Linked DNA regions of Mus musculus: region 1 is linked to region 2. A link is a loop called in an ENCODE intact Hi-C map of the cell type or tissue named here. Cell type or tissue: left cerebral cortex. All regions are shown on one strand. Each heading gives the region's core, and the rest is flanking DNA. Links, peaks and the distances in the headings are about the cores only.

The links. Peaks named below come from ENCODE experiments on the same cell type or tissue, not always from the same donor. Only the 100,000 strongest peaks of a DNase experiment are listed, where the experiment ranks them.
Region 1: a loop joins it to region 2, with 3 times the contacts of the local background. A loop is called at or near these places in 2 of 42 quality-filtered maps.

What each region holds. Positions count from the first base shown.
Region 1 is chr1:144,566,125-144,582,048 of GRCm38, forward strand. Rgs21 (regulator of G-protein signalling 21) reads right to left here and starts at 1,543. Exons shown (of 5, transcript NM_001290269.1): 1 at 1,238-1,543. In left cerebral cortex, for the core only: a CTCF peak has its summit at 7,036; a DNase peak (open chromatin) is centred at 7,040.
Region 2 is chr1:146,490,884-146,506,807 of GRCm38, forward strand. It overlaps Brinp3 (bone morphogenetic protein/retinoic acid inducible neural specific 3), which reads left to right and starts at 4,783. Exons shown (of 8, transcript NM_153539.3): 1 at 4,783-5,194. Gm29514 (predicted gene 29514) reads right to left here and starts at 4,279. Exons shown (of 4, transcript NR_166160.1): 1 at 4,017-4,279. In left cerebral cortex, for the core only: a CTCF peak has its summit at 7,745; DNase peaks (open chromatin) are centred at 2,931, 3,519, 4,107, 4,685 and 4 more places; H3K4me3 peaks cover 6,623 bases; H3K27ac peaks cover 5,825 bases.

The sequences.
Region 1 (15,924 bases), core at 4,012-12,011, 1.9 Mb before region 2:
TCATGGCACAGCCAAAACAAAGAAGTGAGCTCATCACTAAAAGTTTCGACAGATTCCATTGCTCTGAGAGACCCATTGTCCAACTTCAGGAGACAGGAAGTTATAAGTGGTCTGATGGGGTGAGAGCTCGTGATGTCCCTTAGCAAAAAAGAAAGTCTTAAAGTTTTACTCCTTTTCCAATTGCTCAGAAGCAATTAGCAGAAGTAATTAATACTGTTACCTTGTGAATTCTTTGGCTGCTTGATTTAGTTTCAAGTCATATGGACAATGGTAGTATCTCCTAAGTACATCTGAAGGCATAATTGTTATTTCTAGGATTATTGAATATATTTCTTATAAAATAATACAGTACCTTAATATTTTCTATTGGTTTCTTAAAAACAGACCTTAAATGGTAGAGCTATTAATACTTATTATTTTAGGATACAACAAATATTAGAAAAGGATCCAATGAACTGTCAGAATTTTGACATATGATACAAACTTTGAACATGTAATGTGTGCACATAAATACTAATGTAGCTAGCTCATGGAAGAAGAGAGACAAAGATACAGGAACCATTTCATTTTGAGCCAGGAATGCACTTATTGATTATCAGAATCTTATTAAGCTGAGAATTAAACCTATATGGACTAATTTTTTTAAAAAAACCTAAAGCTCCCATTGTATTTTAAATTTTATTTTGTGTGAAATAAAGACAGTTTTAAGCCTTAAAGATAAAATCGAAAAAGACTGGTGAAAAGAATAAGCTATATGTATCCATTTTAGCAGTACTATGATTGCCATCTTAAGTTTTGTCCAAATCAGGTGAATTGCAAAAAAACTATATTAAATATGTACTACATCCTATATTTAACCCCATCTTCACATTAAAAATAACTTATTATTTTGGGATTTGGTAATTATTTCCTATGGGCTCGGTGGTTCTGCATCTTGTCTCTTCTTTCCTCCTGTGGAGTCTGATATTATTCTCTGTTCAATTTTCCTTTTCAAATTTGAATCAAACTATTTGGCAGAGTGTCAGTGCTCTGACAATCTGTGACAATATATTATTTTGTGTGAATGTTAGCAAATGATTAGCTAGTAAAAAGTTTTTCATTTTATGATTCTCAGCTTGCTGAGTTTGATGAATACGATCTAATATCTGGAATTTTTATGTTCAAATGTCATCAGTTCCCTCTTTGTAGTAGATTCTTTTTTTTTTAAATAACAAAGTGTAAATGACTTTATACTCACACAAATGTGATGCAGAGGAAGCCACTTCTTGTTCCCTTGATGTGCTCTTTGCTCTCGGGGCTGATGCGAGGATCCTGCTTCTATAATGTGTTTGTCTTCCAACAGGTAACCTTTCTATAGCATACTCCCTACCATGTATATTTATTTTCTAAACAATCTTTAAACAACCACATTATTCTTTAGCTTAGTTTCTGAACATCACTGAATTCATTTCATACTGCAGATATTTAAATTATAGTTTGAAGGATCTTGTTGTTTCTATCAAGTTGTAATAAATCAAATCCACCCATTACCCCCAACTGTTCTGGTCTCTGTTTAATGACCTATTGCTTGAATGTGTATCCTGGAATTTTCACACTGTGAAGTCACTTACCCTGTGGTATGTAAATTATTTTTTCAGTCAAAAAAAATGTAAATCTTTACTTTGCAATTGTACTCTGACGACAGAGATCAATTTGAAAAAAAAATAATGACAAACTTTTTCCTTCTGAAGGTCGTATTTGCATGGCTTCATATGGTCTAAATGTTTGCATGGGAAATTCATCTTTCATTTCACATCTGCATACCTTATTCTTTAGTTTCAAGCAATCAACGTGCATCTGAAGGACACTTAAAATACTGAACAAGCTTTTGGTATGTAAACAACATCTTTATTAAGAGAAGACATTAGAGAAAATTGTCCAACTATTTAATAAGTTTGAGAGTAATAGGAGATACTTGAAATATAAAAGAAGTATACCAGCTACTGTAGTGAGATTATCTTTAATGACTCTTTTACTTATGAACTGAAGACAAATCAAATCACATCAATATGGGTTCACTATGGCATGATTTACCATATAGCAAACCAGTTGATGAGACAGTGAGATGGCTCAGTGGTAAAGACACTTGCTCCTGAGCCCGATAACCTCTATTTTAATCCCTGGGTACAAAAGATTTGATTCTAGCAAGTTGATTTTTTGTTTGTTTGTTTTCATATGAATGAAGAAATAAATGAATGTAATAAAATTTGAATACCAAACAAATCTAGAATAATATTTACTTTCTTTTAATTTTCAACAGGTTTGTGTTATTAATAAAAGCACGAAACCAAGAGTTAATAAAATGTGTTATACAGTTAAATCATTTGATGTGAATATATGAAGACCTGAGTTTGGATACTTACCAACCACACAGAGTTGAGAAGCCCCTGAGGTGGACCTGTATATTCCATTCCTGAGGGCATAGGGGTAGAAAGATCCCTATGTTTTCTGGCCAGTCAGTCTAGACAAATCAGTAAGTTTCTGATTCAGTGAGAGATATTTTCTCAAAATCTATGATACAGAGAGGTGAGGAGGAGACAACCAATGTTGACCTCTAACCTATACAGACCTGTGCACCTGTGTTCTCTTCCTATATAGTCACATGTGAAAGGAAGAGGTGTATACACATATGAGATGAACAATCACACACACACACACACACACACACACACACACACACACACACACAAATTTAGAAATGCATATTGGTGAGTAGTTAATGTTCAGGACTTGGTGCTTCTGGAGGGAATTTTTAATCATTTTGAGTGAGCTTAAAGAACATGGCTTATTTTTGAGTCTCAATTTGTCATCACATTTGAATATTGATGGTCTTCTTCAAGTAGTCAGAATTTAGACTAAATTTCCAAACCGCTTTCCACCTGGAATTTAGTCCTCAGACATAGGACAACAATTTTATAGAGGACTGATGAATTCTGTTAAAAACAAAAATGTATCTATTGTTTTTGTAAAGCTTTGAATACATTAAATAATTGCTTAGAGAAAACAGATTCAAATGTGGATATACTTCAACACAAACCTACCTTCAACAAATCAGCATGTTTGTCCTAGGCCTAGTTTTCTGCATTTGGAGAGCTTCATGCTCCACCATTAATATGCAGGCTCTAGACAGGAGCTCATACATGCTGTAAGGAGTAAATTAAGTATCACACTCATGCATTTACCACCAGACTGCCCCAATCGTAAATACAAGCAAATGCTAGCCATCCCTCCTGGAAAAAAGTATGTTTTAATAAAAAAAAAATCAACATGAGTATGGGTCAAACATAATTTAGGATATAACTTCACTTAAACTAAACTAATAAACAAAAGGAGGATATAAATATAATTTAAAACAAACATAGGTGACATCGTTGAAAATAGGGACACAGGTGCAGTTTGTTTCAAAGTTAGATTATTTCACTATATTAAAGAAAAGTCCCAGAAAAGTGGTAAAATCTTAGTAACCTCATGCTTGCCATGTGAACAGGCAAAACCTTGAAACTGAGCCAGTGAATTCTCAGCACAGGGTTAGAAAGAAAGGTCACCTGTGTGATAGAATTATGCATATTTGCTCCAGACACTGGGTTTTGAAACTGATTTACAGAGTTTATAGAAAAGGCAGCCAAGGAAAGAAGAACTAAAGATATGGCCAGGGGTTTCGATGGAGGCATACTTTAGTCAGGGCTATGGGTGTTGTGAGAGAAATTTTAAGGATGAATGTGGTAATATATATGAAACACTCTCTGTTCCCTGGAAGAAAGGTTCTATAAAAACATAACGTATTGCTGATTCTTAGAATGAATGGTGAAGGTTGAAAGATTTTCAGACATAGGGAAAGGGCACATTCACAATCCAGTGAGAAGCAAAGGATATTGAAAATGGAAGTCAGAAACAAGAAAGTGAAAGTAAAGCAATTTTAAAGCTCCTCAGCAGCACACACACACACACACACACACACACACACACACACACGGGGGCGGGGTAGAGGGAGGGAGAAGAGAGGAAGGGAGAATTAAGAACACAGTTATCCATATTCTAATATTCTTGTTGCTTTGTAAAATTAGTTTTTAAAGGGGTTTTGCTGTTGCAAAATAAGTAATTTGGGCACATGAAATGTGAATGTTATGATGGTCAAGAAGACCAGACAGTGGGATGTCTGAGAATGATATGAAACAAAAAGCACAGTAGGGACAGGAAATAAGAATTCATTTAATCATGGTCTGTCAGCTAAATCTTTCTGGCATATGCAATAGTGTCTGGGTTTGGTGGTTGTATATGGGGTGGATCCCTGCGTGGGGCAGTCTTTGGGTGGTTCTTTCTTACGTGATATAGCTATCCCTTGTGAGGCTATGCCAGTGCCTGGCAAATATAGAAGTGGATGCTCACAGTCATCTATTGGATGGAATATAGGGCCCCTATTGATGGAACTAGAGAAAGTATCCAAGGAGCTAAAGGGGTCTGCAACCCTATAGGAGGATCAACAATATGAACTAACCAGTAACCCCCAGAACTGTCTCTAGTTGCATATGTAGCAGAGGATGGCCTAGTCAGCCATCAAGGGGACGAGAGGCCCTTGGTCTTGTGAAAATCATATGCCCCAGTACAGGAGAATGCCAGGACTAGAAATCGGAAGTGGGTGGGTTGGGGAGCAGGGCATGGAGAGGGCATAGGGGGCTTTGGGGATAGCATCTGAAATGTGAATGAAGAAAATATCTAATAAAAAATTAACAACAACAAAAAAAGAATGCATTTAAAAGGGCTGAGGGTGGCGCTCAGTGATAGGGGCTTCTTTGCCAGGCCGGAATTGTGTTTTAACCCTTGGGCTTTATTCCCAGCACCTCAACAATAAACAATAAAATAGAAGTAAGGTTTGGAGGAAAAAAGTGTTTTTTCCAAACAGTTCAGGGCCGTGTTTGCAGGTATGGAATTGGTGAAGCGCGGCTCCACAAAGTTCTGCACGGAATGGGTAACTGTCTCTTGAACATACTTATGACCCATTTGCAGTGAATCAACTGCACTGGAGGGAAGGCACGGAAATGAGAGTGTGCCACCCACTGAGTCTCACGTAGAGCTGCTGATTATAAATCTGTAGCTCATAATTGACACAGAGGTGGCTCCTTGGTAACATGGCCAGCAGAATGCATTTGATACAAACCAAATTATCTGCAAACCCCAACGAAAAGGGCTTCCGCTGAAGGTCCGTACTCTTCCATTTAGGCTCCAAATCTGAATATGGTATTGATGTGCTAATTAGCCTACACTATTATGTTGTTACTAAGCAATTCTATCAACTAGAATTTTATAGTTCAACAGAACATGGATCTAATAATAAGTGATGTCCTCTGGCCCGAGGAAGAAACTTTAGGGAACAGATTTATTAGATGATCATAGAGAATAATTCAGTTTTAGATGTTAGGATAAATCGAAACTGAGCTTTGTTATGCATCTAGAATAAACTTGAAAAGTTAAAAGTGTTTTTCATTTGTGGCAACTCTGGTCATATAAATCACGAGTTTAGACTCTTAACAGAAGCTTTCATCAAACTATGCTACAGTGCAAATAAATGATAATATCTGGCTAACATCTGACTATCCCACTAGAGATTTCCTATGATGGTGATTTTCATTTGTTTTATTTGATTTGTTTGTTTTTGTTGTTTTTTTTTCTTTCTAGATATGGAAGAGGAAGACAAAGGGAAAGAGGGAGGGAGAAAGAGAGAAAACTAATTTTGAGCTTTGCTCATAAACCTTTCCTTTAGTCCTCTAGCTTGTTCTTGCATTGTTCATGCTTCTTTCTTTCAATTACCCCATTGGAACAGTTGTCTCTGAGCCATCTGTGTACAGTTTTCCCTTGTATACACCCAGGTCCCACTCTGGAACCTTGGGTAATATGGCTTTCTACTTCACTCAAAATCAGAGCACCCTCCAGAGGACACAGCACCCTCCGAAGGACACAGAACCCAGTAGAATGTGTCCCGTGTTACTTGTTTTGCACTGTCTCCAAGTCAACACAACGTTCACTCTGTCCCCTTAACACTAGTCTGTTGCTTGGGTTACCTTTCCAAATATGCTCATCCCCTGCCATCAAGACCCCTGCTTCTCCCTCCTGCTGAGTCTCCTCTCCATGGCCCCTCCCAGGGCTCTCTCCCTCTTTTGATTCCCATTAGTGTCAAAGAAGGATTAATATAACCCGAACATGTGTCTCTGATGACATTATGCATTCCCTATGCCCAATTACCTTTTATCCTCTTTACAGCTGTAGTTTATCCATCAACATGTAATAGCACAGCTCTTTGCTGACAAACTATATCGTCCTTTTCTCGTTTTCTATTATTTTCTTGTAGGTTACAGGAAAGCTGGGATTTCTGAGCTGCTTACCTCCATGTCATAATGCATCACATTCTTTACAGTATCTAATATTTAAAATTATAATTGAGCATTTTAGTCATATTTGCACAAGCTTGCTATTGTAACGGCATCACACTGTGCACAGGTGTCTTGAGGCGACAGATTCCTGGATCTGTCGGGATGAAAGTCAAAGGAGTCATACTTAGTCAAACAGAAAAAAAAAATGGAGAAGTTGTTTGATACATGAACAAAAGCTCACAACTGTACACCAAAGGAAAACTTTAGTGATTTGATTTGTTTGAAAATGTATCAACCTGTCTTTTCCTGTCTCTTGAAAATTGGCAGCAATTTGTGGGGCTTTGCCTCCTCTTTCTTAAATTTCTAAACTTTAAAGCATAATCTTCTTCTAATAACAAATGGGTTTTCATTTCTAACATACTCTTGATCTGAAAACCTACAAGGTTATCTGCGCCACTGTAAACGCTTCCTTTCCATGTTTGGGGCTCTGTGTTTTTAGTCAGGGTCTTATTGTACTTAACCTAAACCATGACTAAAAACATTTTTAAGTCAATATAATATTCAAACTAAGGTAATTTTAAAAATCCCATCTTTGTTCACTTTAGCTAACCCTGTCTGACTTATTTTTTGCCAATAGATGTCAGTGGTTGACTACATTAGTGAAATCATTGCAGGCTCACTTGTTTATTCCACTTTAAAAAAGGTATCTCATTCTTTAAGTTTTCTTTTATTATTTCAACCTGAGAAGTGATATGCATTACAGTGTGATAGATTTGAGTATAGGATCTCTTTAAAAAAATTCTATAATTTTCTGACATTATTAAAAATTTGGATTATGAAGGTCCTATTAAACATTGAAATGATTTTAAGGATTTTAAGTGGTTGCTTTTTAAAAATGGGCTTATGTATATTTCTTTAATCATACAGTTCTTTGACTACAAGAGGACTTTTTTGTTTTGTTGTGTTTTTGAGACGTGGCCTCATACATCAGCTGATATTTAAGCTTGGTATATAGGTGAGAATGACCTTGGACTTCTAAATCCCCTACCTTCACTTCCTGAGGTTTGGGTTGCAAGCAGTAGCAGGCTTGATGGAATATTTTAATAAAGATCACATACTGTCATTTGTTTATTAATTCTACACATTTAGTAGATGTCAGGAGTTTATGTTAAATACATGGTTTATTTCACTAGCAAAAGAAAACACAAGCCACAGAGTGGCATTTCCAAACTTAATGTAACAAAATCTGTGCAAACAAAAATCACAAGGCATTTTTATGACAAAAAGTTAGTCACAGACCAACTGGAAACATGTAAAGAAGAGCTAAGCATGCAGCAGTAAAAGAAAAGTTTTGGGCAATAAAGCCCAAAAATGACCAATAAATATATGAATGAATCCTTACCACTATTATTATAGAAATAATGTGGTAACCATTATATTCAGGATAGTCTTAGCTAGGTAAGATTGCAAAATAGGATCTGATCCACCCACCACTTTTTAAGTGCTGAGGGACAAAGGGTCTTCCATATGCTGTGCCACTCATCGACTTTCTCAGCCCTTGGTTTTTTAAGACCAGGTCTCTGTGTACCTTGGGTTAACTTTGAACTCACTATGTAGCTCAGACTAGCTTCATATCCTTGATTCTCTTGCCTCTGCCTGTCACGCATGTGTGTCACCATGCCATGTAGCAATCTTCAATTTTATGAGAATGCAAAATGTCATTTTTGGAAAATTAGCTAAAATGTGAACATTTGCAATCCTTTCTTAACTAATGAATTATTTCTAGATCTGCATCTCACAACTATATATTGAGAGACCCTAGCCACAGATATAGATAAATAGTTTAAATACATTTTGCCAAGTCAATGACAGCGAAAACTAATGTAGAAACATGGAAACAACAAAGCTTTTAGGAGGATAGCAATTTAATGTGTTTTATGGGAAGCATCTAGAAAAATGACTTTTTTGATTTGTATGGTTTTACATAGTATTGTACTGTGCTATTTGAAAACATGTTTAGTCTCTCATGTTGTTTTTTACATTTAATTCTGAAACATAGCGGGTAATGTTAAGAGGGCTTAGAGTCTAATGCTAGTCTAGGGTATCAAGAGAATCTGAGAATAGCCTGGCTCAGAAAGAAAAATCTGATTTTCCAGTCTTCTATAATATGCCATTTCCAATAAAATACTTATGTGATAATCAAATTAATAACTTTTCCACAACAGCTAACAGAGAGATATTGAGACAGTTACAGTATCATGTTCAAAATATGATCACTATTTCAGATCCTGGATTCTTGAAGATTTTTTACAAAATGAGAAACATTTTTTTTTTGGTCTAACAATTGACATTTTCGATGTCTATAGCATTAGACAGTAGACAAGATCACAGGGGAGGACCATAAGTGAAATATAGAATTTGTGATCATCATGCATTAAAATAGCAAAGCTTCATACCTAAGTGCTTTTAAACTTCTTTCATAAGCAAGTATGCCAACATCGAAGCAATTGCTTTGTATTTTTCCCCTTGTAACAAAGCATATAGAAGAAACAAATCTTGTTATCCATTTGTTATGAATCTGCATTACTACATATCTTCCTTATATTTAGCATAATACCCATTTAACTCTATTGATTGTGATTTATACATATAACTTCCCAAGTTCCCAGGTCTGCTTCTCAGTAGATGTTTATTTTTGTGTGGTTTGCTATGCATACACTTCAAAAACCTTTCTTTAAGGTCTAATTCTGACTGTGTATCAGATTTCCCCCATGGATACATGTTATAGTCAGGATTTTTCTTGCCTTTTAATTCTACTTGTCGAAGGAAATGAACCAAATTACGACTCTGAAAGATTATCTCTTTTCTGAGTTCCCCTGAATTACCAAGCTGAATATAATTCATGCCGAATCTGAAAGGATAAGAGGGTGTGGCTGTAAGTTGCCAGCACCCTTTTGTCATCCTGGAACAGTTGTGATTATTTTTGTTTCTTATTCTTTCTAAAAATGAAAGTGCCCTTAGATGGATTGTTGTTTTTGTTTTTGTTTTTATTTCTGATGTCTGTGTATCTTAGAAAGCATGCTAATGTATTTGGTGACTAGAGGTTCATGAGCGCAGACTAACACTCCATCACTAACCTATAGCTTGGCTCCATAAAGATGATACTCCACAATGGTCAGGGGAAAACCTGATACAGATGCTAAAAGGAGTGGTATATTTAGGAAATTACTCTTTCTCTGGAGACAGACAAAACCTTTTATAAAAGGTCCACATCATTTATCCTTTTCTTGTCTCTTTTACAACACTGAAAAAGAGTCAGGACCACTATTGTTTGGAACTAACATTTGGATGATGGCTGAATTTCTTCTCTTTTCCTTTATAGAAGCTATCTGAGAGAGGCTTTACATTGATTCTAGGTACTCTTAACAGTAACTTGAGGATTCTGCATTCTTGAGCAGAGATCATGAATGCCTTTCAAGCTTGCTCCCAATCTGGATTTTAAAAATACAGTATGGCTTTATACATTAAGAAAATGAATCTGAGTTTAGGGAAACCCTACAGCAGAGCAACTTTCCTTTCTATTTCATCAGAACACTAACCTCTCCTCTCCCCCTTGACCTGTTGTAAATTCTCAAAATGTATTTCCTGCTATTGCCCTCATTAGCTATCACTTGTTCGTGTATCTACTCCATGGGATAGGGTAAGGCCACTTCTGTCGACATGCAAGGGGTTACTTTAGGTTATGAAAGAACCTTAAACCATTATGTAGCTTTTGGGAAAGAGAAAAACTTTTATCTCTTTGACTAAGTGATTGCCAATTTGTTCTGTCTGTCAGACAAGTTTGAAGCAGAAGACTGGTGTCTACCACTTAGAATGAAGGGCTTCTCACTTTGATACATCTTACTGATAAGATTAGAAGGGAACTCAAATAATTCCAAGAATGCTACCTGGGTTACAGATAAAAATAGCCAGGGCCTGGAACAGCAGATTTGGATAAACTTGAATCAGTCCTGCACTGGGATCTAGTCTCGAGGGGGTTTGAGTCATCCAAGTTTTGCTTTTATTACATGCCCTCTACAGATGCTGACCTGAGAGACTCAAGGGTTAGGCTTCCCTCCATCAGTCTCTCCAACTGCTTGTGCTTTACAGATGTGGATGAATGCCATCTTCAGGATCCCCACAGCTTGTCTCTTGGAAAATTAGAGCAAATTAACCCCCTTGGAATTAGGAAAAAACATTTTTCCACCTGTGAATCTTTTCTGTAAAAAGAACAGAGAAGTCCAAGGGAATTCCTAATGTCCAGCTTTTATTTTACCTGTGATGTTATTCAGAGCTCACTAAAGTCTATAAGCAAGGTGGAGTTAGCCAACCATGTTACAGAATTTGAAAACAGAATCTCCCTTAAAAGCCCTTGCTCATAGAAATTCAATTTCACAGGAAACACTCCAACCTCCTAAAAGTTCAAAAGCCTAGATCTCTGAACATCCTCACCGCCATTGCTCAAAGAGAAATGATAGAACCTTGTTTTGTGCAAGAGGAAGCATACTTGTTACACTAGTCAGGCTGTCTGACTCCATCTTCAGACACAGAAACACAGGCTATGAGTGCAGGATTTCAAGCAGATCCCCACCCCAAAACTTGTCAGGAAGGGTTAGACACTTGTAGAGATTCATAGCCCTGTCACCTTGATCATGAATACAGATTGCCACACAATGCCCTTAATGCTTAAGGAAACCATAGGGCAACCTTTGAAAAATCAAATGGTCTGCTTCTTATTACACTCTAAAAGGAAAGAGAATGCTGTCTGTCTCCTGTCAGTCCCTATTCCCAATGCTAATTTCAGAAGATAAAACTCATTTGGACATATCTATCCAGGTGGTAAGGAGGACAGGTGTTTTGGGGAACCAGACAGTTGTCACAGGACTAAACAGCATGTTTCCTATTCACTGTAAGCTACTGAGTTCAGTTTAAAAGAAAAGCCAATGCCTTTTATGCACATGTCTCTTGTCCTGTGCTGTTTAAGCTAAGAAGCTGTCTCTAAATATAGGATTTGTTTCTTCCACATCTGACTAAAGCATGTTTGTCCAAAAATGTTCACCAAAGTTCCTGTCCTGGGTCAGGCTGATCTCCTGACTTTGTGACTAGAAACAGGAGAACAACTCAAGAATAAAGGCATTGTGTCCTTAAGGATAGCTAATGGCTGAACTATTTCCAGCACAAGTTATCACTCATCTCATGAGAGAGAAATGCCTATAGTAAAAATGACTAATGTTGTTCTCATCCAAGGAAAAGCCCTCCTGCCCAAGAGCTTCTCAACCAGTAACTGTAATATAATAGTTTTGACAGGGCTGACTTTGTTTATTCGAGGGAAGATTGTAAATATAGATTGAAAAGTGTTTTGCTATGCATCTGCTGATTTTCTTCATTTGCTACTAAAACTTACTTAAAATCAAAAGTCATGTTCATGCTAGATCATTCTATGGACTATACAAACTATGAAATAGATTAAAAATTAAATCAACAAAGTGCAATTTTCCTCAATAACTTTGATACAGATTTTAGGGGAGTCATGAGTTCATTTTTATTGGGTCCCACCAGAAATACTTGATAGGTTTCAAGGTGGGACTAGAGAGAGAGAAAATGAATTTTTGTTTCCCCAGAGTAAGCTTTGGCAAAAACATAAATTGCATTTGTGATTGGGATATTATAAAGAGGGAATACACAGTGAATTCCCCAAGAAACATAAAAATTCTACAACAAATTGTAAATGTACTTGCTAAATTCATACAAATGTTATTATGGCTTTTAAAAAATCTTATTTTAAAAAATAAAATATGTTACTTCAGAAAAAGATTTTGGGATATAAAAATGAGACTATTCTAATAAAGAAAGGCACAGATAAGGATTAAGATATCTGGATGCTTTTCCAGAATGGGGAAGAAATCTGGACAACTCATGCAGGTTATAAGTGTCTGAATAAGTCATTTAGAGTATGTGAAAAATTTGACCTAATTTAGGCATTAACTTAAAAATGTAAGCCTATAAGCTTCTCTCCCCCTTCATTCTCCTTTCTTCTTTTCTCCTCTGGTCATGTTCTCATGGCCCGCAAGCCCAAATACTCAGTCATACTTGAGTCTTCCTCTATCAGATTACATAGGCTATGACACAGCTGGTGGCAAAGGGGACAGAAAGGTGGATCCTGATCATCAGGATTGGCTTATCTGGTTGGTGCCACCATAGTCTTTCTTAGAGCTTCTTTACATCCTGTGTAGAAGTTGGACACATTGATAGCTCTTCAAATTGATGTATCCATGGGAAAATGTTGTTGAAGTACCTTACTCAGCTATTAGTGTACTCTGCCTTAAATTCCTGACTCTCAATATTCTGTAGTTATTCTGACTGCTATCATAAAATACAACTAAATAGGCAGATTCTTTGGGAAGAGCTATGTCTGAAAAGAATATGGAAAAGTTATCTCTCCTCACCTTTTCAATAACATTTAAAAAGGAAAAAAATATTTAATTCCACAAGTGCTTATAGAATGCTCATTTTCATATACTCATTACATAAATAATTATGAACAAACAAATCTCCAAGCCCTGTTAAACTGAAATTGTTACTGCAGTGAGCACCAGACACTGAACACAGATTCTCCCCGTACTTCTATCTAATAAAACTGAATATGCAGTTACAATGGGTAAGGAAACAACTGGTTATTCCAAAGAGAGGAAGAAAAAAACCTTTGTGATTTTCAGGAATCACAGCATCCTTGAAAATTGTGGCCAAAAGGCCAGTGTCACTTGGAAAAGAAGCCTGACAGAACAGAGCTTCACCTGTACAGTCCCTGCCCAGCATGGAGGATTCAAAGCAGAATAGCTTCAAGGGTGTAATGCAGAAAGAGAGGGTACTATTCAGATCCCATAATCCTCAAACTCAAATTTGGGTGAGCCTGTGATTCTTTTGTCAAGATGAGTCAGCAGTGAAGAATGATATCACTCCGTTACTCTGTGTGACTATGATGGCCAGGGCAAAGCACTATCTTGAGAGAGAAACTGTTGTTTTAAACTGAGTGAGCTATCTCAGATACCTGAAAGCAAGGACATACACAAGACAGTGTCTGTCTGAACTTAAGCTGACACAGCCATGCCAGGGTGATAGCTATATAGAGAACAGAAGGGAGAGAAGTTGACAAAATAAAAGATTCAGCTGGCTTAAGGCTTATTTTCAACAGTGAAATGCTTAGAAGGAAGGCTAATCGTTATTATTCTCATTATTAGAAGATTATTTTTCGCTCTTTCGTTTTTCTCTTTTCTTATTGATGTTTTTAAATCTCTTGGCCTTTTCTATTCTTTGCCAACACATTCATTTCCCCTCTTTTTTATTTTGATTGAATTTGCTTATCTTCTCTCTCTCCCCCTTTGTTTCTTTCTCTCTTTCTTTATTTCATTCTTTCTCTCTCTTCCTTCCTTCCTTCCTTCCTTCCTTCCTTCCTTCCTTTCTTTCTTTCTTTCTTTCTTTCTTTCTTTCTTTCTTTCTTATTTTTTGTTTTAGCATGGTATTTTTATTTTATTTTACTTTTAAACAATTTTTATTTCATTTTATTTTAATTAGGTATTTTCTTCATTTACATTTCCAATGCTATCCCAAAAGTCCCCCATACCCTCAGCACCCCCATTCCCCTATCCACCCACTCCCACTTCTTGGCCCTGGAATTCCCCTGTACTGAAGCATATAAAGTTTGCAAGACCAATGGGCCTCTCTTTCCACTGATGGCCAACTAAGCCATCTTCTGATACATATGCAGCTAGAGACATGAACTCCAGGGGGTACTGGTAAGTTCATATTGTTATTCTACCTATAGGATTGCAGTTGCAGACACCTTTTGCTCCTTCGGTACTTTCTCTAGCTCCTCCATTGGGGGCCCTGTGATCCATCCAATAGCTGACTGTGAGCATCCACTTCTGTATTTCCTAGGCCCCGGATGTTCTCACAAGAGACAGCTATCAGGGTCCTTTCAGCAAAATCTTGCTAGTGTGTGCAATGGTGTCACCCTTTGGAGGCTGATTATGGCATGGATCCCTGGATATGGCAGTCTCTAGATGGTCCATCCTTTTGTCTCAGCTCCAAATTTTGTCTCTGTATCTCTTTCCATGGGTGTTTTGTACCCAATCCTAAGAAGGGGCAAAGTGTCCACATTTTTGTCTTAGTTCTTCTTGAGTTTCATGTGTTTTGCAAATTGTATCTTGTATCTTGGGTATTCTAAGTTTCTGGGTTAATATTCACTTAACAGTGAGTACATATCATGTGAGTTCTTTTGTGATTGGGTTACCTCACTCAGGATGATGCACTCCAGGTCCATCCATTTGCCTAGGAATTTCATAAATTCATTATTTTTAATAGCTGAGTAGTACTCCATTGTGTAAATGTACCACATATTCTCTATCCATTTCTCTGTTGAGGGGCATCTGGGTTCTTTCTAACTTCTGACTATTATAAATAAGGCTGCTATGAACATAGTGGAGCATGTGTTCTTCTTACTGGTTGGAACATCTTCTGGATATATGCCCAGGAGAGGTATTGCAGGATCCTCCAGTAGTACTATGACCATTTTTTTGAGGAATCGCCAAACTGATTTACAGAGTGGTTGTACAAGTTTGCAATCCCACCAACAATTGGAGGAGTGTTTCTCTTTCTCCACATCCTCTCCAGCATCTGCTGTCACCTGAATTTTTGATCTTAGCCATTCTGACTGGTGTGAGGTGGAATCTCGGGGTTGCTTTGATTGGCATTTCCCTGATGATTAAGGATGCTGAACATTTTTTCAGGTGCTTCTCAGCCATTCGGTATTCCTCAGATGAGACTTCTTTGTTTAGCTCTCAGCCCCATTTGTTAATGGGGTTATTTGATTTTCTGGAGTCCACCTTCTTGAGTTCTTTATACATATTGGATATTAGTCCCCTATCTGATTTAGGACAGGTAAAGATCCTTTCCCAATCTGTTGGTGGCCTTTGTGTCTTATTGACAGTGTCTTTTGCCTCACAGAAGCTTTGCAATTTCATGAGGTCCCATATGTCAATTCTTGATCTTACAGCACAAGCCATTGCTGTTCTATTCAGGAATTTTTCCCCTGTGCCAATATCTTCAAGGCTTTTCCCCACTTTCTCCTCTATAAGTTTCACTGTCTCTGGTTTTATGTGGAGTTCCTTAATCCACTTAGATTTGACCTTAGTACAAGGAGATAGGAATGGATCAATTCACATTCTTCTACATGATAACCACCAGTTGTGCCAGCACCATTTGTTGAAAATGCTGTCTTTTTTCCACTGGATGGTTCTACCTCCCTTCTCAAAGATCAAGTGACCATAAATATGTGGATTCATTTCTGGGTCTTCAATTCTATTCCATTGGTCTACTTGTCTGTCGCTATACCAGTACCATGCAGTTTTTATCACAATTGCTCTGTAGTACACTTTTTAGGTCAGGAATGGTGATTCCACCAGAGGTTCTTTTATCCTTGAGA
Region 2 (15,924 bases), core at 2,820-10,819:
AAAAGATTGAAGTAAACTTTTATGGATTTCTGCTTTTTATAAAATTCCAATTTGAATGACTAAGCTTTTGTTATATTGTTATAAATTGGAAAGTTTTTTATTAATGTAATAAAATATAGTAATGTTCTGCATGTTTTGATTATGAGAAAATTTCTAGGTCACATGTGTTCTATATGTGGATTATTAGGTTGTTTTTCTCTTTGCAAGAGTCCCATTTTCCATGTAGATTAGAAATTTAAGAGGTAAATTGAATGTAACTTAGTGGAGTATTATATTGCACGCAGCATGACTTTCCACAGTTTATACTGTGAGAGTGTGATTGCCTAAAGAACATAGAACACACAGAATGTTGAAGGAACTCCATGAGAAACCAGAATTATGATGTCAAATATTTACTCCTCATTTGGGGGAGGGCAGAGGAGTATCTATAGCGTCAGTTGGAACAGAAATATAGACAGTAACTTCCTACATGTTCTGACATCGCTAGCTGCACATTATTGGTCTTTGTAGTGTTTTTCTTTCCTTCCACTGATTCTCTATCATAATCTCAAATGATAACTCCTGTAAGAACTACTGAAGGATTCAGTTGCTATAGAATTCACAGTAGCTGAAAAGCCCAGAAGATGCATCTCGGGTCCCCTAGATTACTCCGTGGCATATGCTGATAATAACCAAGTCACCTTTAGTTCTTAACTTCTTCATTAGTGTGAGAGAACAGAATAAATTATCTTTATAAACGGGCTAGTACCAATTTTTTTTTACTTGAGATTCAATACACTTAATCAGTTTATTTAACAGCATCTTGATCTTATAAATTAAATGTGAAAATTACTATAAACAGAGGTACTAAAGCAACTTCGAATACTTTCGATGTGAAAGCTCTGAAGACAAAGTAAACAGCAAGGAGACTAAAGTAAGTAAACTTCAATATTGTAGTGAGGACAAATATGCATGCATAAATTTGTGTCAAATTTCATCTGTAAGTAATAATATATATTCATATTTACATATCCAGTTCATATACATATATAAAATTTTCCTTAATGGGTTCTTAATTTTATATTTTCTTATAACTTAGATTTAATATTAAAAATAACATGACATATAGATACTTTCTGTGTAAGCAACCTGCAGCATGATTTCTGTATTTATTTTGAGGACAATGTTGAGACAGCACAGCAGGGTTAATTCTTATCACCAAGCCCCAAAAGTGAGGGGTCAATCTTGGAACCCTACATGGTGGAAAAGGTGATTCCCCATGTGAGCTTCTGCACACACACACACACACACACACACACACACACACACACAACCAAATAATATAAAAAGAATATGAATGTGTTTCTGTTTTTTCAGAGGGGGCTCTGAATGACCAATCCACAGATCCAGCTATATGAAGAACCTTCTCTAATTCTACAATCCATCTCTAGCATTAAATCATTTGAATGCTGCTGTGGCAGATTTTTTTAGTGAGGTAATATGTGAAATATATTTATTTGTAGCTATGAAGGAAGATACGACAAGAAGGCAAAGAACACCCATCACTTGCTTGAAATCCACTAAATGAGCACCTTCAGATGAGCACCCTGGAATGAAAGAAGCTACCCTCTCAGCTTAGAACCAAAACATCTTACATTCACAAGGCATTGTAAAAAAGACATTTGCTCTGAAAACAAGACAGGGGACACAATGTCTATGACATTACATGAAGGTATATTTGAGTAATCATATAGTTTAACAGCTTACTCTAACATATAAATTAATTAATAATATTTTTAAAAATACAAAACTTTTCTTACGTTTCTAAGACTCATCGAATGAATTTTTCTTTTCATGGCCTTTTAAAAAGTTAAGAACATTACACACACACACACACACACACACACACACACACACACACACACACACAAATATACACCACATAAACACAATGCTTGTTGAGTCAAGGTCTTAATACTCAGTCTAAGCTTGCCTCAGTTCACCACAGCTACAAATACAGAGTACAAGAGTACATCACTGTGGATGCCTATAAAATAAAACTGTGTTTCAATTGTCTGACAAAAGTCAGACTGGGTCCTAAATAAATAGCACATTCCTCTTAACTGTCAGTTAGGTAAGTGTCCTTGGACAGCGTTCTGTGGTTCTCAGAGAAAGAAAGTATGGACTGTATTTGACACAGTTGTTAAGCTGTATTGGTAGTGAGCATATCTCAAGATATTGATATCAGCATTTTATGTATCCTCAGGTCCTCTTGGCAAAATTTGTCAGCCTATGTAATAAACACAGAGATACACAGAAATACTCCATCCTGTTATACAATGAGACACCAAAGAAATTTTCTACTTTGTCAGAGCATTCAGGACAGTGTGCATCCTGAAAAGAAAAAGGAAAGCTACATCACAAAATGTTTGTGTTTTGCAGTCTTTGACAGTAATAAACACTACAGATACTTGAGCACACATATTTCAATTTGTTTCAGATGCATGGCACTTGGCTCTCTTCCTTTCTTTATGTTATAGTACAGACTTCTATAATGATGGTTATCATAAATTTGTTTTTAATCAATAGAATTTCAATATATATTTATGTTGAGAATGAAGTCCTCATGTTTGCAAAAGACATGCATGTTTACACTAATTAGCGTATCTTTTATTATTGAAATTTGGAGATAAGGTACCACACTAGGATTAACAACAGAGAAAAATTAATATACATGTTTTGACAGTGAAACATATTTGGTAATTCAAAATTGCAATGCTTTCTATTTGGCATCATCGTGTAATACTTTGGATCCAAAATCGTCAGCTTGCACTTATAATCCAAGTTCATGCCAGTTTCAAGACTTGTTATTCTCCACATTTAGCAGAATATAATCGCAGTACTATCAAAGAGCTGTTCAGCTCCTTCACAAGTTTGTACATGCCCTCCCTTCAAGATAACCATTCACAAGTGGGTGTGCTATAGACTTTGGGCAAGCCAGAAATCTTTATCACGACCAGCAAATATTCAATTGGGACAGTGGATCAGATATACGAATTGGAACTAAGATACATACTTAATAAAATATTTCTAATGTTATCTTTCCTGTAAGATGGGGTAAAACAACCAATAGCATTATTACTATAGCTGAAACAGTATTAATTTTAAAACAGAGCTAGCTAAAGTGTGCTTATAGTATATTTAACATGAGCTGCTACACCAAAATTCACATCATTTCCAGAAAAGAAAGAGTTAAAGGTGAGAGGAATCCTTAAGAAACCAAAGATACTTTACCTGTGAGTATTTTTATACAAGATAGGAAGGACCTTAAAATGTTGATATTGTTTCCAAAGCGCCCCCCCCCGCCCCCAATTTCACATTTGCAGGCTTCTACTCTCCTAAGAAAGAGGAAAAGAAAATTTCCAGTGACCCAGCTCCTCCGTGATTTACATACAGAAAGGATATAAATGAATGGAGTGGGGGATGGGTCGCTGAGAAGCAATGTGTTGCCTTTTCAACCGCAGAAAATAAGATTACTTATGAAGAACATTTTTATCCTCCGTAAATGATTAACCCTTCCACCATTCAGGAACTCAGTTTCTACAACAAATAAATCGATTACCAAGCTACCTTCTCTTTCGATTTCTAAAACAGACAGATATATAATTTGTAAGCTTCAGCAAGACTGAGCTGGAATCCAGGGCTAACTAAGGACTTTCCTACCTGACTGTACTCTCTACACACCTTCTGGGTCATTCAGAGAATCTCTAAAGATAAGGACCCAGAATCTTCCACCCCAAAAATACTTTTAGAAGGGAGGTGATGGTCAATCCGTGGTATAAATAAATAAATAAATCGGTTACAGTGTTATAAGCTCAAACAGGCAAGTTCCCCAGTGACAGTAGATTTCCGAGAGGAAAGGAGAAGAGAAGATAGGGATGGAAGCAGAGAAAGAAAGGTTTAGGGAGAGAACTGCGAAGGGATGGCAGGGGGTGGTCACAAAAAGAGAAAGGGAGAAGAGATCAGGCTAATCTTACCCAATCGATCCAGCGATCAGGTGATCGTTTATGCGGTATCAGGACACGAAAATGGCTCGACAATGCAATCCACAACAAAGCTATTTCTTTCTCTAGTTTAGCTTGGTAACTGCTGGAATCAAATGCAAGGCAGACATGGCACAGACGGCCACTCGTGCACCCCTCCTACCCCACCCCCAGTGGACCAGGGACAGTTCTCGGACTGCCCTAACATCTAGCTTCTTGTAGCATGGTCTTTAGCGCAGGGGCTCAGTACTGAAAGCAATTGCCTTAAACACAGGCTGCATGATTTAACGAGGAAGTGGGACCTAGGAAGGCTGCTGCCGCCTAGGTAACCCATCATCAGCCTCTTGGTCATCTTGCTAACCCTCCAAAGCATAGCGCCCTCGAAAACTCTGAGTGACTACGACCTTCAACCATTCACCTCCCAGCCCCTGTCTATGCAAAAAAAATCGCTGAGGATTAGATCAATGCAATGGGACCGGTCCTGCTGGTTTATTTGGGCTGTGTGTTAAGTCGATTTTCTTACTATGCCTGGATCAGTTTCTGCAAGGGAAAGGATTCCAAGGAAGTGCTAGTGAAATGCACTGATGGAATACTATTAATCCTAATGATAACATTCCCAGTGCAGGTAAACTCTGAAAAGAACTGTGAGTGGGAAGATCCTGCAGGATTTCCGAAGCGCTGCTCTCCTGAATTCTCATTGGATCATCCCCAGCAGCCTAAATCAGTGCTGCTGCTCTCTGAAGATGACTACAGCCTAGCTCACTAGTTGTCTACTCCTGTTTACAACACATCCTTTCACTTCTCTTTGGAGATCTGTTTGTCTTATTCATCCTGTTCTCTTGGGTTACCCAGCTTCCTCACTTTGTGGGTACTTCCAGTTTGGTACATTTGTTTGCCTGAGGATTATCATAAGAAAGGTTCCCACTGTTAACCATTCTCAGAAAAGAAAAAAAAAAGAAAGAAAGAAAGCACTTCTTTAACATTTTTGGGTTCTTGGCCCCTGGAATAAGTGACTTTCACCTGATTAGATGCCACCAGGAACTACTGAGTGTTTCCAACTCCTACTTTCCTGCAGCTCACCACTCTACACTGCTTTGGAAGATCATGGGATGTCTCCTTGAATCGTGGATATGTTTCTCTCACACTCATCTTGCTTCATTAACTTTCCTCTGGTAAGTATTTCTTTATATGTGATGAGTACTTTACTACTTGTGTTAATTTTTACTTTTAAAAAATAAGCACTACTTTTTCTCCACTCTCTCTCTCTCTGTCTCTGTCTTTTTCTGCGTTCTTTGTTCAGTTAATTTCAGATTGCAAATACTTATTTGTGTGACCATTAGTACATGATCGAACTAGTAGGATGTAGCCCATGAAATAACTTACCCCAATACCTCCTTTAAAAAGAAATTCCTCAATCCTTATACGTTTCTATCAGGTAATGTGGACATCACCTCCCAGGAATGTACCCCTCTTGGAACACAGCATTGTGCCATTTGAGGGGGTATTTTTTTTCTATTAGTCTATGATAATGCCTGTAGGATAGGTATTTCTGAAGGAGGGCTGGCTATGTATGGGTTTGAGAAAGTTCACTAGTCTCTCTGATCTTTAGAAGGTGGTCCAGGTCAGCAAGTGTTCATCTCATCCTAAACAACTGAATGGTTGAGAGAGGACTTTGGTTAAGTGTGTCTAGTGATTTAGTAGGATCCTACATACTGACATGTCACTACATGGCCAGGAAGAGTCCCGAGTTTTGAGAGCATCATTCTTTACACAATATCCAATATGTTCCTGGGCACATTGTTCTGGTCATCATGGTTACTGTCTAGGCAGCATTTTGCAATGCATTTAGATTTTGTAAATTGTGCTGGGGACAGTTAATTGGTCAGGGAGGTCTCCATTCAGATGAAGAGAGCTCTCAGAAGCCACTGATTATCTGGGTTCTAACACATTGAAATTCAGGGAGGGACTTTACATGAAAAATGTAATTGCCTCCGTCTTCACACTTGCCCACCCCTGCCCTCAGTTTTTTAATAAGTATGTTAATATGGTCCCTGTTTTGTGCTTTTATGAACATTTCTATGGTCTTTAACTGATGATCCTTCTCATTCCTCCGAGTTGCTTTGAGGAGCATTTAAATGTTGGTTTTCACTTCACATTTGGCCAAGAGTTTGGTAATTATCAATCACAAACATGCACATGGTCATAATCTGTAAAGCACAAATTTTTGCACAATCCCCCTTTATTGGGGTGGATGGAGGTGAGGATCTATTGTTTAAGCCTCTCCTTCCTAAGTTATTTTGACTCTTTTTTATCCTTTGGGGGGGGGTGTTCTTTTTAATTTCTGGGAAAGAACTGTTCCAGTCATTGATGGCTGATGCGACAATCTAGGCAATGATTCCTTTCTTTTTAATTCAAAAGGCTTTAAAGCTTCCAGACATAAAAGTACTCCAGCTGCAGCATCGCACCATCTCCCTCCCCCTCCTCAGATTCCAGGGCTTTCCCCTTTGCTTCCCACCGAGTGCGAGAGGATTTGGGGCTCACACAGTGATCCGCACCTCTTGGCGTCCCTCACCCAGCGCTAGTCTACCTGCTGTCTGTGCCAGTTCAGTTTGGTCCGTCCTGCCTTACAAGCCAGGGCCATTAGCGTCCGTGACTTCATTTGAAGAAAAGAGGCTTTGGTGTAATTCGCCAATTCAAATACCCTCTCTAGAGGACTACTGCTGTTGCGCAAGGGTGGAGGGAGAGAGAGAGAGAAGGGAGAAAACTTTCAGTGCAGTCAGACGGTTTTCTGCTTAATCAGTGTGACACAGTGAGGCACAGACGTTCGCTGTCTAGGTAAGTGCGTTTTGCTGTGTTAGAACCAGGAGCTCTGCCTTCTGTGAGGGAAATTGACAGGAGAGACAGGCTCTTGCAGCCAAGAATGCTTTAACCAGAGGGCTAGCAACAGGCGAGTGTGTCTTGGAGATTCCGCGGCAGCCCTAGGCTATATCTAAGCCTCCTGGGTTCTGGGGACGTGGAGGGCAAAGCGCCTAGTAGCCTGGCTGGTCCAGGGCTCAGTGCTGGTGCGGGAGTGCGAGGGTGGGGATGGAGTCCCGACCCGCTGGCGCAGGCTCCGCTCGCTCTCAGCCCTGCGGCTCACGGTGGACATTTGCAGCCCAGGAGAGTGAGGTTCACAAGGGGTTTTCAACCTCCCACAACGTCGACTGTCTAGTTTTCCTGGGCTCCCAAACCTCTTCTGTGTGGAAGAAAGACTTGCTTTTTCTGTAATCTCTTAACACCGTTCTGTGTTGCAATTTCTTTATTATTTTCGTGAGCTGAGTCTAAGCACAGCGCGCGATGCTTCCCCAGGATGCTGCTTTTTAAAAACCCCGATCTTTGCTGTTATCTGTCTGTTTAGTAGGGCTTAGGATAGCTGAAGTACTTTTTTTTTTTTTTTTTTTTTTTTAAGATCAGTGTTTAAGTATTGCTAATCATCACTCATGCCTTTCCTCCTTCCACTAACTCACAGAATCCGGAGGGCGGTCGGGTGAAGTGAGTTGGGTTTCAACTTGGAGTCAGGGCTTGGAATGCTATGTTATCCGCAGTCTGAGGCTCAGCAGATACAACCTTACCTTAAAGCCACTATAAAGTTCTCTTTTTATTTTGCTCACCCCCTTTTCCTGGAGGTGGGGTTGAGAGAAAGAGGACTGATTTCTGGGCTCTCAGCTCCAGTGGTGACCACCAGGGAGGGGGTGGCGCTTCTGGGCTGCGGGTTTCTGCAGCGTCTGTAGCCAAACAGGGGAAGAGAGTTGAAGTCTTTGATGGCTGTTCTCCCAGTCCCTAAGAGTTGAAGCTGAAAGCCTTGTACTTTCCTTTAGGTCCAGAACGTGATCAGTTCTCCAGCAGAGCAGGGACCTCCTTGTAAAGGGAGCCTTGGTGTGGAGATTCAGGGTAGGTTCTACTTGAAAGGGTAAAATGCACTTTCTCTTCTGTGTGAGCTGTCAAACAGCTGTTGGAAAAGAGGAGGAGGTGACCTGGGTTACAGATTAACCCTAGCATTCCTTGCAAAGGATTGCCAGACAAATATGTGTAAGCAGGAAGAAAACCCTAAGCTGTAAAGCTGTCAGAGCAGCGTGGAGACAGATGATTCAGAATCTAGGGACTTTTTCTTTTGATTTGTTTGTCATCATGCAGTTAACCAGGTAAGGACTGAAGGTCTGTGTGATATCAGCAACCTTATAGCCTGTGTTTGACCTATCTTGTGATGATACTTCTATTCCGACCTACTGAAGACATGCATTTTTTAGATGGTTCTAAGATGCATAACTTCTTAATATTTGCATTCATGAGTATGTTTAATATCATTTAGTGATTCAATGTGCATTCATTTAAATGTTTAATGTGGTTTTATTTAAATGTTGAACAGTGGTAGAAAAATCATCAAATGGACCTCGAGGAGAGGCAATGATTGGGAAGGTATAGAGTTAGAGGAAGGGGTGGGTGGTCCTAATGCAATATGGAAGTGGCACTTGCAGAAATGTCTTATACCATGTCTTTTGCTGAGGTCACAAACCTTCCTATACAGAGGGCAACTGAAGAACTATCGAGGGTCTCTTGAACTAAAAAAAGTAATTTTGACTACTTGAGAAAATGTTTTTGGGGACACCCTTATACTATCTTTTCAATCTTGAAAGCAAAAATGCTCGGGTTTGATATTAAATGGATTTATAAAATTGGAGGAGGAGATTACCCAAAGGCAGGCTTTTACATGATCCCCAGGTACAGATACATCTACGTCTAAGAAAAACAACTGAAAAATTGAAAAAAAAAAAGGGAGGGAGAGGAGAGGGAGGGAGAAAATTATGGAAACACACCTAAAATAAACTTTTTATTTTTCGTCAAAGTTTGGTAGATATATAGATTGAGCAGCCAATAGATTTCTTCCATTATCAGATTGAATGTAAGTAGAATAATACATCTGCAGGGTCTAATGTATTTTATTATTATTATTACTGTCTTCATTTTGTTAAATTCTGGTTAGAGTTGAAGGAGCTGAGAATTTGCAGATAGTGAAGCAGAAAACCCATCAAATTAATAAGACACCATCATAAAGCCATGTCAGTTGCTAATAGCATTTTGTCTAGGAAATTATCTTTACAATATCTGTGAAATAATTTTAGTGCTTACATTTATTGACTTAGACCTCTGAGTCAATATTTTTTTCTGCTTGTAAGGTTCCCGGATAAAATATTGAATAAATAAGAATAATTGCTACTTTTGGTTGGAAAGCTGCAAAGTTGTAGTACTTTTCTTAGTTAGAAGCAAATGGCAGTTTTACCCCACAAGAGAAAGTCATTAACAAATTTCAATTTGCCAGTTCTTTTACATTTTAGTCTCTGGAGGTTGTTGTAAAAAGCATGCTCATTATATCTCTATGTGGATGTGTGCATCTGTATTCAATTTTGGATTGATGGAGAATATATTTATGTGAAATGCCCTTTAAGTCATAGTCTTTCAGTGAAATATACAGGAGATCATTTAAGGATCAATTTCATTTACTTTTAACTGAATCAGGTATTATTTCATCCTCTCTTAGGCTATTTTGCTTTAAGAAAACCAACATTATTGTATAAATGTATGATTCTTAAATTATAGTACCTGTTGCTTGTTTTCAACAAAATTATTGGTGCACTACAGCTAAATAATCAAATCTGAGTTGAAAGAAGCAACTTTGTTAAAGCATAGGTGTTTGGACTCCTGTTACGAATACATGCACACACCATCCTTACAGTTAACTGTGTATTAGACTGATGCTATTAAGTGCAATACAATTGCTTTCCCAAATAGTTCTGCATAGGCGTGTTCTGCACGAGGGAGAAGAAACATAGTTGGGGTCTTTATAACTTCTATTTCTTGCTGTTAAAAGGTATGTTCCTATCATTTTTCAAATGAAAAGATACTGGTAAGAGCAAGATTCAAAAATTTTTATTAATATAGAAAATGGACATTAATATTGATATACTTCCAGCATAAATGAAACTAGAATAACAGTATGGGACAAGATTAACATAAATCTATTTTTTTAATAAAAGAGAAGCCCATGTATGTTTGTAATTATGTTTAGGATATAGGATCAATGATATAGTTTTTTGAAGACTCTTTCCATTACTTACTTCCCCTCTGAAGAGGAAGTTCACGGGAAAAGTTGAACTTTGGAAGACTTTCTCCTGCATCTCCATTTTAGTTCTACCTCATTTATATTGTCCTAATAAGACTTGTTCTCACCAGTTTTATTTTCTTATTTCTCACATGAGTAACAAAGAGTAGAGTATGTTTTCTAAGGACATGCCAAGATAAAATTGAAAGGAGTTAAAGGCAAACATGCTACAAAAATACCACAATTCATCCACTCCAAGGATTCCTGTATCTTTGGATTTCTTAGTCTCAGTATAGTGTTATAACTTCTTAAGAACAAATGTTGACTCAACCCTTTTAATGTGACTATGAAGTATTCTTAGTCTATGATGTATTGGTGCCACCTGAGTTTTACTATTATTCCCCCTTTAAAAAGTAAAATAACACACTTGTTGAGGCATTGCAGATGTTGTTTTATTGACAGAATATTTACCTTGCATTTTATATTTTTAAGAAAGTACATACAGTTTTAGAAAATGAGGATTTTAATTGACTGCCTTCTTGCTATCAATTAATGAAAGAAAATGCTGATACTTAGTAGATTGATATTTATCAGTTTGATAATCTCTATTCTCAAATGAAATAAAAAGTAGTCTTATATAATAATGTTAAAGTGGTAAAAAATTAAATTGTATTTCATCGTATTTTTTATATATTCATAGTTTACTAAAGTGAAGGAGGATGACGTCTGAAGAGTTAGTGTTTTAATTTAGTAGTTACTTGGTGAATTTCATTTTAACACTTTGAAGTATTATTCTGGTCAGTATTTCAATATATCATTATGTATATTATATCAGTTTATAACTTCCATATTAAAATATATAAATTCCCATTGAGATCAAATGTTAGCAATACTACTTTCTGTTTTAATATCATTGTCTTTTGATGGCCAATTTTAATTGTTTAAATAATAAAAGTGTATAACAATGTTTATTCTCTTTTATAAAATAGAATCAAGTCTCTGAATTTGAAATTTAATCTGAGTACTAATGGGCTTTCCATTGACTCAATGCCCGAAAAATTTACCAAGAACTAGCTCATGACTATCTTAATGGTATCAAGTGGCAAACATAACCCCTCACAATGGTCTTCAAATATAATTGACATTTACATTTTTAGACTCTTATATCCTTTTTAAAAATATTTGATGATCCACAAAGAACATTTGTATTCAATTTATCACAAATATTTCTATCTCATTGAATGGATTTCACAGATAATTATTTTATATTATGAATCTACTGCTCTTAATAAAGTTTAAAATAAATAACGCAAAGAGTTTTCAAGTGTTTACTAATTTGTATTCAAAGTAACAAAGTTTTCATTCTTTAACAAGTGACATAAGTCCAATTGTGATCCAGTAGCAAATTTATTTCCCTCTAAGATGAATTTACATAATTAATACTTTTTGATGGATAGGATGCATTACTACATATTTAAGGATGAAATCAGTGTGTTGTTTGAAGGTTTATTTTCAATTAAGGAAATACAAATTGTGATGCAGAAAGTGATACATAATCTACATACTTGACAATACACTGAATCAGTATCTACTATTTTCAATTTTAATTTATTATTTGTAAAAGTTTATTATGCCTACAGTTTAAAATATACTTATCCATAGTCTGACCTATTTTACAAATTGTTTTAAGTATTGTTTTAATATATAAACCCTAATTTACCTAGATGCCTTAAGAGCACCCAAAGTATAACAAATTCTCCTTAATAGCTAATAAAGGAACTATCATATTATAGTTCCAGAAAATTAAATCTATAAAATACACATTTATTGATTGGATTAATAAATATATGAACATTACACTCAAACGTATTATAGCACTATGCTATGCAAGAATTATTCTCTCATAATGGTGTGTTTCATTTAAATTCCATTATAGATTTACTGTGAAGAAATACTTACAGATAGACTTATTCTTCCTGAATTCTATATCAGCCAACCTCATCAGGATTGAGCTAGATTTTATTAACTTTTCTGGACTCTTGCATCTTGTTAATTTTTAAATCTATCTCTAGAATATTACACTATTAAAAAACAATCCAGCCTTGGGAAGAACAGACCTGAGTGAGCATGCGTTTCAGATCGCTCAGATTCAAAGAGTGGCCAGTACACAACATGCAACTTTTTATATATTCCCTTTTTTATTCAAATGCAATTTCTATTTAAAACAATGAGATTCACAGACATAAGCTAGTTTGGGGAAAATGTTATTTTAAATAATGCATTTGAACATTATGGGTTTATTTAACTGCCATATTTAAAAATCACAATTTTTTCTTTATTGCTGTTGTTGATGGTTTTTTGTTTTTGTTTTTTGTCTAAAATCCATTAATTCAGAAAGCCAAAGCTAGGGAATTTTTCTGTCTTCAAAGCTAGCTAGTCTATGCTACATAGTTTTATCCCAGTCTCAGATATGAAGTGAGACCTTGTGTAAGAGACAAAACTAAATAAACCAAAACAAATCATGTTTATTCTAGTTGTTTATTATTGTGTAAAAACTGATATATGTATACTTTGAATACAGGAATCTTTGTGGCTGCTTTGAGATATGTTAATTAGCACAAGGTCTTCTATCACAGTTAATGTAAATATATAACACAACTATTGAAATTGGGAAGAGATTGGGATAGGTGATAAACCCAAGTGTCTGTTGTGTTTTTAATGAGTAAAAATCCTCATGGTTTAAAACATAATAAATGCTCTCTATCTTCCTCTTTCCATTATAACAATCTATTTCCACAACTTTACCACTAGAAACTGACTACCATTATTTTTAAATATAAAACAATCATTATTGAATAATATACACACAGTACTGTATTTGAATTGTAAGCTGCATATGGGAAACAAATTTGATCATATTTTGTAATGACAGTAAACTCTAGTATGTATGGTGAGGTTTTTGCATCTTTTTTTTTAAATCCAACCATAACTCTCATAATATTTAACATGTCATTGTTGAGTTTGTTTGGAAGGTATAAAAAATTCCAGTGTGTTGCATATAGGCTGGCAGGAGAGCCAAAGACCACTACTGCCTTACTGCATTTGAACCCATCCAGACAACAGCTAACTGAAGAATCAATTTTGATTTCAAGGAAGAGGCAGCTGCTCCTAAGAACTGTTTTGATGACCTATTAATATACTTGTTTACTTTCAATGATCCATAGTGCATAAAGCAAACAGAAATTTAATCTATCCATCTATCTCCTACATGGTTATTTCATCACAAAACTGACCAAAATTGGCTATATTTTGCTGTCTTTTAGAAATGTCTGAGGTAAACACAACTATTTCCTATCTATTGATATAAGTTGTCTATTGTAATGTAGTTATCACTAAGGTAGGCCTCAGTTAAGTGTGATAAATAGCTTTTCCTGTGACTATTATTTGTGAAATAATTTCTGTTATGTTCTACTTAGTTGATTTCCAAATTACTGTTCATTTCATAACATAACAGGAATATCTAATAGTCACTCTTCTCTAATTATCAGACATAATTTTGCCCACTTTATTTTTTTCTGAATTTTCTTCAAATATTTGATGGTTATTGAAATGTGGAAGATAAGCTATAATATATGTATATGTATACATATGCATATATATGTGTGTGTTATATTTAATGAAAATTTACATTAAGTTTTCTATCCAAATTTAGTGCATCAGCATTTGAACCTAGTAATAGTTAGGACTATTATAGGTCTTAAATTAATATTTTGCACAGAGTTGTTCTTGAAATTATTAAATTTTCTTAAATTTCTATTTTGAGGAACAGTATACAAGCAGATGCTTTCCATTAAAAAAAAAAAGCACTTAATTTCATCTCAGTATATTACTAACATCAGGTAATGTGAGACTATTTCATTAGCTAGTATATCTGTCACTCATGTCAGACATGCAAAGGTTAGTGAAGAGACACCATTCAATTAGAAATATGTACATTTCTGGCATCATCTGTCAGTAGGTATTCAGAAGGTACTGGAGAGCACTACCTACTTTTTTTTTTAATAGGTAATTCTGACTTAGTTTGCTTAGTGAGATAACCTCTATGTTTTTATTTTTGATTCTTAACAAAAACTATGTATTAAAAAGCTGTTAATTGTGTACATAAAGCATTAGAAATACAACAGAAACATGGCCGATCTAAGCAATGGTAAGGCAGAGGTCCACAAGTCTTTGTTATCTGAAGTATTCTCTGCACTTATTTAGCCAATAGGAGAGATGTGGTGCTTGCTTGCCCATTTCATTGTCATGAATGTCCAATCTTGATATTGTCAATATATCTCTCTTTAAAGAAGAGGTATTTTTAAGGATTCGGCCTAGAGAAAGGTCAATTCAAAATATATTTCTATTATGTATATTAAAGGAAAAAATTAAAGAGACAAAGAAGTCAGGAAATGAGAAAAAAGTGTTAGAATTCTAATTTTACACGATCTCATTCATTTTTTTTCAAAAGAATTCCAGATTCCTTAAATCAAGAACATTTTAATTTAATACTATTTAATTATTAGCTCATTTAGTTTTCATAATTAAAGTAAATAAAATCTCAGATTGACACCACAAGGACTTTCTTCACAAATTTTGTGTTTTATTATAGTTAAGTGTTTGTGTGTCAAATTCTATAAGGTCTGTGTCCCTGTGGGACTTGGTTGTTGAAACTAAAGGTATACTAGAAAAAAAGAAATAGTCACACATCCCTGTTTCATGCTGTGTAAAATATCGTGGAATTACCCTGTGGATGGAGTGGCATCTATAAATAGGAAGAAGACATAATTGGGAGCTACCAAAAAATTGTGAATCCTTCATACTTAATTTTCTTATATTTGGATAATGATTATCTGAAATTCTTCTCTGAAAAAATTATCTTTAATTTTAAGGAATTCCTCTATGGTCTGAATAATCAATCATAAGCTATTTAACATTTTTAAAAGCTGGGTCTTCCTTGAAAGTTAACTAAATTTAATTTAATTTTTATGCATATAGCCAGAGAACACATTATTATTTACATTTTTTAATAAAATAACGTCTAATTATGCTGTGACCTTTCTTTGCAAATTGGGTAAACTCTGAGGTATTTTTGGTCCTTCACAATACAAATTTTGTCTGTTCAGTGACCCAATTCTAGAGTTTTCTGGCTGGATTTTAGTGTACTTACTTAAGACTATTTCTAGTATGATTTTAGTTAGAAGAAGTATCATTTCTTTTGCTGAACAAATTTCTAGTGGTCATTTTGCAAATTGTTTGATAGTAACACTATTTTAAAGCATCTCAACATCTTTACTAAAAGAAAACTGAGGATGATATTCATGAAAGTAAGAGAATAATGATCACTATTTTCGAGTTTTATTTTATAAAGTATGAGTTATAAGATGTAAGACTTTCCAAAAAGGCATGAATGGTAAAGCCACTTTGGATCTTAGTGTCTGCAACTGTTATTTCCACTCTGTTTGTACACATATATTTGTTTAACCTTTATCTTAAATTGTCTTCTGTTTCACTGTTCTGAGACGAGAATATATTAAGTGTAATATATTATCAGTTGGCTCTAAAGTTCTCATGACACATGTTAAAAAAACAGTAAGGTATTATTCAAGGATGGTTTTAATGGGACTTTATAGTAAGAAAGTAATGTGCAATTCAGTTCTTAACAGAACAAAAAAGGATACGATTGTAGTAGATGAGTCAGTGGATGCTAAATGAACAGAGGGAAAA